Regions from separate parts of the Homo sapiens genome. Here region 1 is linked to region 2. A link is a loop called in an ENCODE intact Hi-C map of the cell type or tissue named here. Cell type or tissue: PC-3. All regions are shown on one strand. Links, peaks and the distances in the headings refer to the core of each region. The heading gives the core; the rest is flanking DNA.

What was found. A loop is a pair of places that touch in the nucleus more often than their neighbours do. Peaks named below come from ENCODE experiments on the same cell type or tissue, not always from the same donor. Only the 100,000 strongest peaks of a DNase experiment are listed, where the experiment ranks them.
Region 1: a loop joins it to region 2, with 6 times the contacts of the local background. A loop is called at or near these places in 5 of 110 quality-filtered maps.

What each region holds. Positions count from the first base shown.
Region 1 is chr5:169,694,002-169,698,400 of GRCh38, reverse strand. DOCK2 (dedicator of cytokinesis 2) reads right to left here. Exons shown (of 52, transcript NM_004946.3): 10 at 2,463-2,598; 11 at 1-27. Among named protein-coding and RNA genes, the nearest start is that of DOCK2, 59 kb to the right of the region's middle. RefSeq lists an enhancer at 1,724-2,923. In PC-3, for the core only: no CTCF peak of the experiment used is centred there; a DNase peak (open chromatin) is centred at 2,150; H3K4me3 peaks cover 1,610 bases; H3K27ac peaks cover 2,201 bases.
Region 2 is chr5:169,590,819-169,595,217 of GRCh38, reverse strand. It overlaps SPDL1 (spindle apparatus coiled-coil protein 1), which reads right to left. Exons shown (of 12, transcript NM_017785.5): 3 at 3,994-4,170; 4 at 1,670-1,864; 5 at 924-1,073; 6 at 726-824; 7 at 537-647. Among named protein-coding and RNA genes, the nearest start is that of SPDL1, 9.2 kb to the right of the region's middle. In PC-3, for the core only: no CTCF peak of the experiment used is centred there; a DNase peak (open chromatin) is centred at 2,107; H3K4me3 peaks cover 854 bases; H3K27ac peaks cover 3,912 bases.

The sequences.
Region 1 (4,399 bases), core at 82-4,081, 100 kb before region 2:
CCTTGATGATGTCTGTTATATCCATAACTAGAAAGAAGACAGAATGAATTAATGGTTTAACTTCTTCCTGTTCCCATAAGGGATGACAGTGGGATGAGCTTATGGGACAGGAGGTAGAGCCTGGGATGCCTGGGGGTCAGGAAGGCCTAAAATGGCAAGCAAGCCAGTGCTGCACAACACTCAGACAGCAGAGGTTCCTCGCGTGCAGCACCAGGGCAAATACCTCCAGGCAAAGCAGACTGGGAGGTCAGAGGGCCAGGGAGGCATCCAAGAGCACCATGGCTTAGCAGAGGCCAAAAGGAAAGGGTCAGAGCCGTGGCTGTGGAATTCAGCAATTAGGTTTGGATTTGACATGCATGTATTGAATGTCTACCATGCCTACAAAACCAGACAGCAGTGATTGGGTCTCTGTAGGATCTGAGAATCTCATGAAATATCCACCCTCTTTTCATAAGCATACTCATATGTACAGATACATAACTGAAGAATCCTCAAATCCTGTGATTCCAGAGGTATCCTGGATCCTCTGAAACCTTTCCTTAAATCAGCCACTAAAGGTCCCAAAACCAAGGTAAAGAACTCCTACACTAGAATGGGGATTATAGAAGTGGGAGTGTAGGAGAGGGCTGAGAAAAGCTACTCCAATCAAGCTCATACCCTAGTTACAGAAAATACGTCAAACACTCCAGGCACTGGGCAGGGGCCATTAAAATTGCTTGGGTAATAATCAACCACTGACTGCATCTAGATAGAGAGGGGAGTCAGAGAGCAGACAGGAGGAGAAACCGAGCATCCATTCTCTCTAACTGACTCTCCTCATCCATCCTCAGGGCTGTGATTAGGGCAGGGCAATTTCCCTTTGGCTCCAAAGTTATTCATAGGACCTGGTAGATCAGATAATCATCTCTCCCTGCCCAGAGTAAAGACTATGGAGATGAGGACGTGACCTATATTAAAGCTCCTGGGGCTTCTGCTGAAACTAATGGGAAAGAGGTACATTCTTTCCACTGGTTGCTAAGTTGGTAGGATGCAAGCTTGGAACAGCTGGCTGATAATTTGCCAACTAGTTGGACAGCCATCTTCTTAGTAAGCCAGCATGAAGACATAGGGGCTGAGCAAGAAAGAGACAAATTCTTCATAGTAAGCCAGCATGAGGACATGGGAGCAAGAAAGAGACAAACTGATTTGAGTTCCTGGATCCAGCTATGCCTGAAGCGATCTATTCATAAGCTCTTCAGTTACACCAATAAAGTACCTTTTCTTTTCCTTCTTCTACCAGTTTAGATCAGATTTCTGTCATCTGACACCAAAAGAGAGGGCAGGCTACAGCTGAGGACAAAGACACACTTTGCAGTAAGGTTGAAGGATCCTTACTGCCTTAACAGAAACACCATGATGTCAGAAATGCCCCCACAAGTAGAATCAGAGCATTTTAGAGCAGTAGAGGATTTCATGAATTAACCAGGTATGAGTCCTTCATTTTGCACATAATAAAACTAAGGCTCTGGGGAAAATGCTTGCCCAATATCACTGGCTGGCTAGCTAGCCGCAGTGCCAGGTTAAAAAAAAAAAAAAAACAGTGAGCTCAGTAAAACATCCTCCACTCCACCGCTTTGCAAGCAGTGCCAGGGGACTAGTTGGAGAGTAAGCAGGTCTGCGATTACAGATCAGAGCATCTTGAAGTGAGAAACCTGAAACACTGAGGTTAGCTATGGTACATAGGGGTTATGCACGGTATACTCTTAAAATTTTATATTTTAATAAAAAGAAAACTGGCATATCAAATTGCCATTTTCACAGGAATTTAAATCGCCTTTGATGAAAAACATACATTATGTAAAGCAGGTTGATTAAAAGAAACTATATTTGGTAAATAACAGTACAAGTGGTAGTCAAACATAACTAAAACCATAAAAGTGGGGCAAGAATGACGAAGCCTTAGAAACCCCAGGAGAGCTAAAGCTTAAGAGGAATGCAGAGCTGATGTTGCTGTACAGCAGCCTCATGCAGGGCTCTGCCTCAGGTCACGCCAATTCTCCAAATGTCCGTTTCCATCTGGAATTTAGATGTGTGGTAGGTGACTCATTCTGTGTAACTGCATTTCCTGTCCTAGATGTACTTTTTAAATGATTTGCTCCTCATAATTAGATCCTGCCTGTATTGTTTTTCCTTTTTCACAGAGCTGGGGAGCAAAGGTGTCAACTGCTCAGACGGCCCCGGTCTCCCGATGCTCTACTCCAGACAAGAGGAGCCCATGATTCACTGTGTTCATCATAAATCTGGACTTAGTCACCAATTATTTTGATTTAGTCACCAGAAATGTAGTTATTAAGGGCTGTCTGGCATAAATTTTGCAGGGGTGGGGGCAGCAGGAGGCGGTTGGGAAACAAATCATCATTACAATTCAGCCACATAAAATGTGCGCTCCCATAAAAATCAATGATGCAGAGTGTGCCCCTTACCTGCCACCCCAAAGGGCCTCCTCAGTCCCTGCGTGCACTTCTTTGCACCAGTATCCTTAAGATCCATCTTGCCGACCCGGACTATTTGACAAATCAAGTAAATTTTATCCCTGTTGAGGTCTTTGTTTCCAAGATCCTGGGGGGAAAGAAACAAAAAATTGACCATCATGTGCTGAATGGGGGAAAAAAGGTAGACAAGAAAACCCAGTAATAGTAATTTCTGAGGGATGTATATAATACTTGCTATACATGGACCAATCATACAATAAGTCCTGGAAAAGATAGAAACAAGGCTCTCACATCCATTTCACAGATAAGCAAGGTAAGGTTTGCAAAGGAAAATGAGTGATAAAACTCTAGTGTTTAATCCCAATTCTTCCCTCTCAAAATGATAGGGCAAGAGAAGGGTAGAGGTGGAATATCAGCTGTACAGACAGGATTCCCCATATGCCGAGGTGATAGATCCAAAAGTAGCATTTGCTACAGATGACTCGGATGACACCATCGGTCACATCATTGCTCAGAACCTCTGAGAGAGAAGACAAAAGGAAGAGAAAAAAATCATAACAGCTACCATTTCCTGCACATCTAAAGTGTGGCCATCAGTTGGGTTGAGGTAGTGCTAACAACCCCAATATCTCAGTGCTTACAACACAGCAGAAGTTTACTTCTGGTGCAGTCTACAGGGCCAATGCAGAGGGGTGGGGGCTCTGATTACTTACTTACTCTGGGCCCTTGGCTGGCAGCTCTGTCTCAGCACGGGTGCGCTCACTGTCTCTGCCACAGGGGAAAGGAATGTGGCAAATCACTTCTGGCTTTTAAATCATCTACCCAAGAGAGATGCACATCACTTTTTGCTTGCATGTCATTTGCCAAAGAAAGGCATATGGCCGCACCTGACTTCAAGGGGTCAGGAAACTGCAGTCAACTATCTGTTTGTTTATTTATTTATTTTATTTATTTTGAGACAGGGCTTCACTCTGTCACACAGGCTAGAGGGCAGTAGCATGATCACAGCTCACTGCAGCCTCAGTCTCCCAGGCTCAAATAATCCTCCCACCTCAGCCTCTTGAGTAGCTGGGACTACAGGCATGAGCCACCATGCCTACCTAATTTTTTTTTTAAGAGATGGGGTCTCACTATGTTGTCCAGGCTGATTTCAAACTCCTGGGCTCAAGCAATCCTCCCACATCAGCCTCCGAAAGTGCTGGGATTACAGACATGAGCCACCAGACCCAGCTCAACTGAGTCTAGAAAAGCCAAAACTGGTGAAACGCACTCTCATCCACTGTGCTAAGTGATTCCTGCATCACCATATTCAATCTCTCACATCTCTGAAGTACATACAATTATTGCATCCCCATTTGACAGATGGGGAAACTGAGACACAAAGAAGATAAGAGGCTTCCCCAAGGTCATGACCATAGCCCATGAGACTCTGGGCTTTGAGCCCAGTCCCTGACACCAAAGACCACAAACATAGCTACTACAGTACAGCTCCCTTGCCATCAGAAAGGCATGCAGGAGGAAACTCCTGACTTCATGCTCGAATCTAAAAGCTTCAGTGATCTTGAGGCCCCCTGCCAGTAAGGATCAGCTAAGGAAGAAACAACAAGACATGCTGTTGGCATCAGAGTAGAGTACCCTGGGCCAGGTCTCAAAAGGGAACAGTTTATTCTCCTTCGAGTTAATTCTCATATGGGCATATGCACTGGGAATAAGCTGTCGGCTCACATCAGATCCAGGACCAAGGCACAGCTGCCATCCCCTGCCTCTCACTATGCTGGTATAGGAGGAAGGGAGTGGGGCTGTGCAGAGTCTCTGGGAACAGGGCAAGGCCCCAGTGTGGTCCACACCTTCCTGCCTGGGGACCATGACGGTTAAATTTTGTATGCCAACCTGGCTAGGTTGTGGTGCCTAGCTGTTTGGTCAAACAC
Region 2 (4,399 bases), core at 157-4,156:
CCCACATGTTTTTCTGCTACCTCTTATTTGGCTAGAATGACAACCAACAAAACCCGTAAAATTAAAAGGGTCTATGTGCTTGACTTGAGGAGCTACAAGGAAAGGGAACCCTGAATAATCCAAATTTCACTCCATAATAAGCCTTGGTGAAAGAGCAGAGGAATGGTGAGGCAGCGAGTTTCAGCTGAAGTAGGAACCCTAGGGCTATGCTTGGAAAGACATCAGGCCAAGAATAAGAAATAAATACTTTTCTTTCTTCTACTCCACAAAGAAAGATTTAAGTCAAAGCTAGTGAGTAACCATTAAAACAAACAATAATCATTGCTAAATATACTATTACTAAATATTTATTCCAAGATTTTTAAACTATAAATGAATCTTTTAATTTCAAAATTGATTTTTTGAAATCATGCAGTTCTAGAAACAACTATATAAGTACACTCCTTGCAGAAAAAGCTAGTTTCTTTGATGTATTCATACATGTAATGCTGACACAAAATTTGTTTAATAAACCTTTGATAGTGAAAGTTCTATACCTTCATTCTCTGCATCTGTTCTCTGTTAAATACATTTTGCTTCTTTAGTGACTGATACTTGACTTTCATACTGATGAGCTGACGTTCCATTGCTGCCCTTCGATCTTCCACCTACAAAATATTAACATGCTTAATTGTTCTGGTAGTAAATGAAAATACCAATTTAGTAGTTAGGATACTTATAAGTACCTCTGCAAACAAAGAGTTGCCTTTACTATTGGGATCCAAGGCTTGCTGGAGTGCCTGGTCCAACTGTACCTGAAGATCTTGATTTGCTACACGAGCTTTCTAAATTCAAAAGAAAACAATTTAGGCAACAGAGATTACATTAGCAAGAAAATAAGTTATGATAAATTGGAAAACATGATGTTACTGTAATCATAGTACCTCTAGGGCATTATAGTAAGAAACTGCTTCTTTCTCTCGCTCCTCTTTTTCCTCTTTAAGCCGGTCTACCTGGCGCATTAGGTTAGTAATAAGAAGTTCTAGCTGTTCTTGTCTGTATTGTAGTTCATTCACTTCTTCTTTGAGGGTGGTCTATTTAACAGGAATTGAAAAGGAGGAAATTCTCTTGAATAATCTTTCATTTGGCAGCTGCTCAGTTTATCTCAGTTGTGGTTCACATCCAAAATTAAAACTAAAGAACCAGTCAAAAGTTGTCAGGTACATTCTAAAATAATAGAAATTACTATTACTGTTAAATTTTTCAACAAGGAAACAAATGGCTTTAGAGACTGCCCTTTTTCCTCTATCAATTTCAGGCTTTAATTTTTAATTAACCTTAGCTTTCAATGAAAAAACCAAGTTCACATGCATTTCAACTTCCACTGAGCCAACGTTTTACACTGGGCTCTTACGATAAAATCTGGGATCAGAGTATATGCCTCTAAATTCTTCCAGACGTTTCATTAATCTAAGAGAAAGGCTGCCTTACATAATCATATAGTCTAAAGCTATATTATGAATGAAGTCATCCACCTAAAAAAAACCCATTTTTTAATTAGTTAGATGCAAGTTAGGTCAAAAAATGTTTCAGCCTTCAAACTAGCTCTTAAGAATTATTACCAAAACATGTAAAAATATGCCAGAAAAAAAAAGAGAAAACCCTGAGAAACACATGCCATAAAAATTACCTTCATACTCTCCATTTCTGTCAGCTCAATTTGAAGAGCCAGCATCTCTGAAGACATGCTTTCCTGCACACGTTCAGACATTACGCGCAGTTCCTCTGATTTACAAGAGAGGAGTTCCTTCTGATGATCTACTTGGTGCTTCAGCTGCTTTTCACTAAGCCTGGCTTCATCTAATTCCACTTTCAGTTTTTCTATCTAAAGCCAAAAAAAAAAAAGTCATAAATTGAAAGTTATTTTCTTTCTAAAAACAATCACTGATTGAACTGATTGAACCAAACTTACTGAATGATGATACTATTGGAGTTTCCTATTTGCCCAAGGTTAGGCATCTTTTAACAGCTAGTGACACACCTTGTTTAATAAACATAGAAATAATCCATGAGTAATCGGGGTGGGTCTGGATGCCTCAGAAGCAATCTGGAGGCACTATGATGCGGACCACTTGGCTACTGTGTGAAGAATGACTGGCATGAAGAGAAACAATGGAAGCAAGCAACCTGGTCAGAAGGCTACAGCAGTAGTCCAGGAAAGAGATGATGAAGGTCTGGATTGGAGTGGCAGTAGCGTCATAGATGTTTTGTAGGTCAAGTTCTTAGAACTTGATGAATTAAATGTGAAAAATAAGAGAAGAAAAGGTATTAAAAAAATCCAAATTTTGGCATAAGTGATTTGAGAAAATCAGTAAAACAAAATATTTCACTAATGTACTCTTTGCTCCACCAAAAAAAAAAAAAAAAAAAAAAGCCATCTCTATAATTAGCCTTACCTCAGTCCTGAATACTCCCTTTATTACTCTTTTTTGTTTAGGTGATGAAAACTATTGCAAAAATAAAAATAACAACCAGAGGGGGAAGAAAGCACATCATTATCAGTCATTAGGGCCTCAAATCCGACTAGTTTCAGACAAGCTGGATGATATTATCTGTCAGAGTGGTATGCAAGATGATTATATATTACATGAAGGTATATTTAGATAGCTATGTTTGTTTTAGTGTATACTGGGAAAAAATAAGCAAGCTTAAATATGTAATTTTGGCCAGGCGCAGTGGCTCAGGCCTGTAATCCCAGCACTTTGCGAGGCTGAAGTGGGCGGATCACGAGGTCAGGAGTTAGAGACCAGCCTGACCAACATGGTGAAACCCTGTCTCTATTAAAATACAAAAATTAGCTGGGCGTGGTGGCGCACACCTGTAATCCCAGCCACTTAGGAGCCTGAGGCAGGAGAATCGTTTGAACCCGGGAGGCAGAGGTTGCAGGTGAGCCGAGATCATGCCACTGCACTCCAGCCTGGGCGACAGTGTGAGACTCTGCCTCAAAAAAAAAAAAAAAAAAAAGGAAAAAAAAATACTTTCATTGATGTTTCTTAAAATCAGTAAACATTAAAAGAGAGTCAATGAGAAATTAAGTAATAGTATAGGTGGTATACAGAAAAAGAAAAATCTTAGAGGCTGCTATACAAGAAGCTGAAAATTGGGTAACAGACTTCTGAGAAAGGAGGACAAAAGTCAGGCAAGTTTTGGTAGACAGTGTCTGGAAAAGTCAGAGTATAGACTATACACAAAGCAGATCCATGATAAAAAGTTCTGGATTCCTCAGAAGCAACCTGAAAGCACTGGCTAGCTGGGAAAAGGGAAAACCACTGACCAATCATTTATCTTGCGTTTATGTTTGAAATGGAGCCAGTGTAACATGCTGTTAGACTATGTAGTGATTCAGTAACACAGCCTTTGGAGTCAGACAGCCTCAGTTCAAACCTAGATGGAGAATTTCTAGTTCTTGAATTGTGTCCAATTTACTCAGTCTGTCTAAACACTGGCTCTTTCATCTGGTATATGGAAATGATAATGGTACCTTTCCACAATATTATTGTAAGAACTGGAGCACATGTATTAGTTTATCCTCAGTAAACAAACTATAAAGTGTCATTTGTAATGCACATTAACTAGTAAGAAACTACTGGTCTGTTTTACAGAATTACAAAGCATACCACTGACTGCAGGGAAGGCTAGGAGACGAGGCTTTCTGCAAGGGGCTGCTGTACCCACTATCAGCAAGGAGGCCATGCTAGTCACTAAACTAAACCTTCACAAATATCCAGCAACCAAAATTAAATAATTGTATTTAATTAATAGGATATAATTTATACAAGTCCCTTAGACAAACTCTTGTATCTCAGTGTTCCCACCCCCAATATTAAGATAATGAAGACTTAGATCTTGGCTATTTTGCAAAGCTGACACTTAAGAAAATCTTTATCATCTAAAGTTTACAGATGGCTGCATAAATATGGAATATTTTGTGCTGAAATACGCAGATATCCCAACCTTAGTTTTTAGTTCATTCACTTCCTGTCCATGGCTTCTGCTTAGTTGTTCTTCCAATTTCTCCAGGTGCATTTTTTGTTGTTGTTTAATAGCTTCACATTCGCAGCTCAAACTTTCTAACATTCGACTCTTGAGTTCAACTTCTCTTTGAAGGGTATATTTTTCTTGTTCATAACTCTGAAAACAGATTCAATTACAATTCAATTACATAAAAATAGCCTAAAGCCATTACATACAATCAGTTTTCAACTTCAATTGTTTCATTCTTATTTCAAGCATTTGCTGCTTTCCAAATAACGAAGACATGTTAAACCTGGAATAACTTTGTAGTTAATCAGTCTTAATAAACCCCTGAGGTGTATTTCGAAACTATGTTAAACCCATGCAAGGGATACCTTACTGCTTC